2 separate regions of the Homo sapiens genome follow, and region 2 is linked to region 1. Evidence: chromatin loops called from intact Hi-C (ENCODE). Cell type or tissue: GM12878. All regions are shown on one strand. Each heading gives the region's core, and the rest is flanking DNA. Links, peaks and the distances in the headings are about the cores only. Region 1 has its middle 270 kb from the start of LRATD1. Region 2 overlaps LOC105373436 (a long non-coding RNA gene).

The links. Hi-C counts contacts between places; a loop is a spot of excess contacts. Peaks named below come from ENCODE experiments on the same cell type or tissue, not always from the same donor. Only the 100,000 strongest peaks of a DNase experiment are listed, where the experiment ranks them.
Region 2: it touches region 1 in a loop (9-fold over the local background); 1 of 110 quality-filtered maps calls a loop at or near these places.

Annotation. Positions count from the first base shown.
Region 1 is chr2:14,902,751-14,905,676 of GRCh38, forward strand. It overlaps a transcript of NBAS not described here. Among named protein-coding and RNA genes, the nearest start is that of LRATD1, 270 kb to the left of the region's middle. RefSeq lists a silencer at 1,249-1,298. In GM12878, for the core only: a CTCF peak has its summit at 1,239 (motif pointing right); a DNase peak (open chromatin) is centred at 1,251.
Region 2 is chr2:13,045,747-13,048,672 of GRCh38, forward strand. The region is part of intron 1 of LOC105373436 (a long non-coding RNA gene); the gene reads left to right. Among named protein-coding and RNA genes, the nearest start is that of MIR3125, 310 kb to the left of the region's middle. In GM12878, for the core only: no CTCF peak of the experiment used is centred there; a DNase peak (open chromatin) is centred at 1,118.

The sequences.
Region 1 (2,926 bases), core at 144-2,643:
ATAAGGAGGTAATTCAGACTGGAATTGGTAGGTAATTAATCAAATACACAGAATCTCAAAGCCAGAAAGTCTGAGAAGAAGGGGTTCCAACAAAATCCACACAAATAGTTATTATTAGAGCACATTGGCCATTCTGAGGAAAATAAACAAGGTGAGAATGTTCTGTCAGGGAACCAAAGAATAGGCAGTCACATGGGTAAGCCCATGATAAAAGCTAGGCTAAAAGAAGAGAGACAGCAAAGGCACAGTTTGAACCAATGGCAAAGACCCATCCCAGTGAAAGGCAATTTGTGGCAAGAAGCTTTGATGAATGAAAAAAAAAAATGAAAAAATAAGAGAACAAACCAAGACCTTCTACATACAGTGTCTTGGCCTCTCCAGGGTGTCCTAGCGTGTAAGGGCCAACCACAATATTTTGCAACCCATTTTCTAGTGGTGGCCAAGCCTTTTAATGATAATACAAGCAATTCCATCTGCAGAAGATGGTTAAATTCAGTCAGTATTAGCATCTTCTGAATGTCACAGGATCTCTACATGCTACATCCAGACTTTTTTAAATTTGTGAAATAAGCTTTGCAAAAAAAAAAAAAAGAAAGAAACATGTTGAAAATAAAAACCAGAAATTGGTAAAGCCAAATGAAAAATACATATAAAGTATTTTCCAAGAGTGTTGATAACAGCCTTGTGTGTTCAGAAGACACCCCCAGGTGACAAAGTGGACCTGGCCCAGCACTTCAGGAAAAGCTGCTCCCATGTGACTCCCACCACTTTGAAGGAGTACCTGTCATTGGCCTTTCACTGAAATGCATGAAAAGAAAACAATAGGGGGTGGAGGAGAATCTTAAAGCCACATTGGCAGTATCACTATCCCCAGAACCAGCTTCTCACTAGAACTGAAACGAGACACTTTGAGGAAAACTTTCACGTTAGTACAAAAACCACACAACTGTTTTCACAGGAGCAGAATAATGATCAAAATCATGGTTTCAAAGGAATCGGGGAGCAAAAGTCAACACTGGAGCTCAACATTGCCTTTTTACAGCTGAGAAAATCGAAGTTCAGGGGAGAAGCATGCCTGTCCCCCCCATCCCCCTGTCACACCTGATGGGATGTTAGACACAGCAGGGCCTGAGGGTGGGGGGAGGCGTGCCCAGCAAGGCAGAGGGCAATGGAAAGAGGAGACCCAGGAGAAGTGCCGGTTACCACCTGCAGGGGGCGGCATCGAGCGCCCTCCATAGGCTACCCCATTAGGTTGGGCGAGGCGCTCCCTTCTGGACACTCAGAGAAACGGGGGCATTTCTCATTTTGTGTTTTCACATTTTATAATTATCTGTATTTTTCTTTTCCATCTAGACCACCAGCTCTAAGAGGGCAAGGGATGTGTATTAGTCAGAGTTCTACAGAGAAACAGAACTAATAGGATAAATGTACATATGAAAGGGAGTTTATTAGGGAGAACTGGCTCACACGATCACGAGGTGAAGTCCTACCATACGCCATCTGCAAGCTGGGGAAGAAGGAAGCCAGTAATGGCTCAGTCTGAGTCCAGAAACCTCAAAAACAGGAAAGTCGACAGTGCAGCCTTCAGTCTGTGACCCAAGGCCCGAGAGCCCCTGGCAAACCACTGATATAAGTCCAAGAGTCCAAAGGCGGAAGAACCTGGATTGTGATGTCCAAGGGCAGGAAGCATCCAGCACGGGAGAAAGATGGAGGCTGGAAGACTCAGCAAGTCGGCTTATCCCACCTTCTTCCAGTATGACAGGCTGATAGGCTGTGTCACAGTCAGCTGTAACTCAGTATGATAGGCTGTGTCACAGTCAGCTGTGACTCAGTATGATAGGCTGTGTCACAGTCAGCTGTGACTCAGTATGATAGGCTGTGTCACAGTCAGCTGTGACTCAGTATGATAGGCTGTGTCACAGTCAGCTGTATACACTGAACTGAACACCTGCTATTCTGGCAGGCACTGTGCGCAATTTGTGTCTACGTATTTCATCTAATCCTAAAAGTAACTCTAGGCCGGGCGCGGTGGCTCAAGCCTGTAATCCCAGCACTTTGGGAGGCCGAGGCAGGCGGATCACAAGGTCAGGAGATCGAGACCATCCTGGCTAACACGGTGAAACGCTGTCTCTACTAAAAATACAAAAAATTAGCCAGGCGCAGTGGCGGGCGCCTGTAGTCCCAGCTAATTGGGAGGCTGAGGCAGGAGAATGGTGTGAACCCGGGAAGCGGAGCTTGCAGTGAGCCGGTCGCACCACCGCACTCCAGCCTGGGCGACAGAGTGAGACTCCGTCTCAAAAAAAAAGAAGTAACTCTGAACAGTAGGTGTTTATGCTCTGTTCCAGGCGCACTGGCAGCAGATTGGATGGTGCCCACCCACATTGAAGGTGGGTATTCCTCTCCAGTTCACAGACTCAAATGTCCATCTCCTCTGGCAACATCTTCACAGACACACCCAGAAATACTTTACCAGCCATCTAGACATCTTTCAATCCAATCAAGTTGACATCTAATATTAACCATCACTGTGCGCAACCTATTAAATGGAGTAACTCTAGTGAGTGCTCAGTAAATGTTTGTTGAATAAACAAATGGATGAACGAACTAACTGAAGACTCCAAAAGTAAATTGTTGAAGAACCCAGACATGGAACCATAAAACCAGAGCAGAGAACCACATGCTGCTCAGTGCCTCCTGTGCCCAGCTGTCCCGCTCGGTGGCTGCGGGAGACTTGGGCCAACAACCCAACTCTCTCTGGTGCCCCTGCCTTGCTCTCTGTGGACTCCTCAGGGAATAAGTAACCAAATAGCCTGGCCAACAGAGAAATAAACAAGATCTGTCAAATGCCGATGACCTATTTATCTGCCTCCTTCATGTGTTTTGAACTGAATGCCATGTGAGAAAAGTGACCTGGTTGAAGTGTTTG
Region 2 (2,926 bases), core at 127-2,626, 1.9 Mb before region 1:
ATCATCTCATGCCAGTCACTATGGTGATTATCAAAATGTCAGGAAACGATAGATGCTGGCGAGGCTGTGGGAAAATAGGAATTCTTTTACACTGTTGGTGGGAATGTAAATTAGTTCAACAATTGTGGTAGATGTGTGGCAATTCCTCAAGGATCTAGAACCAGAAATACCATTTGACCCAGCAATCCCATTACTGGGTATATACCTAAAGGAATATAAGTTTGCCTACTTTCTACTTCAAAGTATTTGTGGAAAGAATGTGACAGATCAACAGATAAATACATTTTGAAAATGACTGGACTGGGTAGTCTTTCAGTCCTTCTATCCTGACATTGTAAGGTCCATAATGACAACAGGTATAGTAACTTGAGTTAACAAAGGTTTTCATATGCAGGGACTTGATGGGATTCATCACAACCTTGCAAATAATGTTCTGTAGCAAAAAGTCATTCAATTTTGAATGAGAAGATCTGGGTATACAACGTGATTCACCATTAGGAGGTATATTAGTCAAAACATGGAAAATATTTAAGCCTTATTATCCTTTTTTATAACTTGGGATCTGTAAGACTGCTTTGTGAATTTCACTGTGTTATTATGAAGATTATTATAATAACATATGGGACATTTCTTTGTAAACCATAATATGGCCATGAAAATATTAGTGTTTTTATATCTCTTGCTATTGTTATCTCAATCTTTTCTATTCAATTTTTCATAGAAGAATTTAAGTCTTCACCTAAGATCACAGCATTAAGATTTATTTTTGAGTTTGTCCAGTGAAGTACTCTTTCCTCATAAAATAATACATTTTGATGACATTAAGAAAAAAAAACCCAGAAGAAGCTACCATTAATATTACCATGTTTTGACTTAGTATTTATAAGGAAACATAATTTCTAAATAAGTAAAAATATATTTGGTATGATTTATTTAAATTTCATATTGAACATTTATTTATGATTCTTCACAAGTATTTCTGATATTCTCGTTTTCACCAGAAGAGGCCACTATGACCAAACTTTCTGAATTTATTATCAATTTGAACAATTCCATTTAGTTTAGAAAATTGTTATGCATGTCAAAAGTCAATGATCAGGAGTAAGTCTTTTTCCTCTTTAAGCTCCTTTTGAAAAGCAGCCTTCCAACTGAGAGTAGTAAACATATACATTCTTCCCTCTGATTTCTTGTAAAAAGCCACAGTTTTAAAGGTTGATAGACATAGATTCAAGTCTTAGTTCTACCACAGAGACAAACTGCTTAACCTTGGCAAATAGCTTAAACTTGTTCACTTTTCTAAAAAGAAAATAATGATATCTAGCTTTTTTTTAAAGATTAAATAAGCTATGATTACTAAATTACTTAAAACAGTGGCTTAACACAAATGAACAAATACTAGTTCCGGTTACTCTAGAATGTCTGGTATATCCTTTGTCAGCAAGCAGTTTTTAACGGATCCTAAAATGCTTTAGGTATTTTTACGTGAAAATGAAAAAAATGAATGGAAGATCAATTTCAAGAATGTTTACGAGGTTAATATGCGGAAGTTTGAATAGTTGATGAGGGGAGATTATGAATTTATTTGTTTTTTTTCTATAAAGTACATAATTTCACAGTGGCTCATGCATGTGACCCTAGCACTTTGAGAGGCAGAGGTGGGCAGATCACTTGAGGTCAAGAGTTCAAGACCTGCCTGGGTAATATGATGAAACCCCATCTCTACCAAAAATACAAAAATTAGCTAGGTGTGGTGGCATGCACCTGTAATCCCAGCTACTTGGGAGGCTGAGGTGGGAGAATTTGCTAGAACCTGGAAGGCAGAGGTTGCAGTGAGCCAAGATCGCACCACTGCACTTCAGCCCAGCGAGAGAGCAAGACTCTATTTCAAAAAAAAAAAAAAAAATCTTTTAAAATAGCATATATTACTTTGGAACTATAAAATATTAAAATTAATGAACAATAACAACACACTGTGCTTTAGATACTTTTTCTACTTCTGTAATCATTTAGCACATAGCTGTATGTAAAACAAACTAAAATACTAAAAGAAATGCTCATTTGTAGCCTGTCAGTATGGACCCATGCTATCCTTTTGGGTTAGAGCTATTGAATGTTTTTCTTTTTATTGTATCATAAGAAAATGTTAATAGAATATGGTTACAATGGAAAAATAATTATTCAGAACTTAAAACATAGGTGAAGAAAACCTCTGAAGAGGAGTCCTTTTGGAATACCATCAGTGGTAAATATGAGAAACTTACCATAATGACTTTTCTAAAATATGTAAATCTCCACAATATGTTCTGATTTTCTGAAGATCAAGCCAAAAAAATAGAATAATTATACTTCAGTGATTATTTTAATGACTTATAGATAGAAATTTAATGACTTATAGACAGCTGTGCAATTTTCACAAGGTTAAACCGTATCGATAGTGTGGTTCAAGTTAAATATTTTTCCTTTCAATATAAAAATCTCTCATGCTTATATAGAGCTTTTCAAAGACTTGTGCATTTATCACACTTGTCATAAAATCACTTACATAAATAGAACATTTAAAATAAAGGATCTCACAATATCCGTTTTTAAATAGGTTGAAATTAAAATTTGTCACGTAATTTTCATCTGCTTGTTTATTAACAGCATAAAGAAGCCGTGCAACCCAACATAAGAATTTCAGCTCTACATGATACTTCTCTGTGCCCACTTATTGCCTTACTCAATTTGAGGTAACACTTTTCAGAACCTTGTATTAAATCACTTTTTTGTTTCCTTGTCTGAAGGGAAACATATTTCTAGTCTACATCATGCAAATATAAGTAATAATATTCAACTTATTCCTTAAGGCCGTCTTTAACACTGTATTATTATCAATAGTTGTATAAAATGTAGAATATAACAGTTCTAAACACAATACTAGAAAACC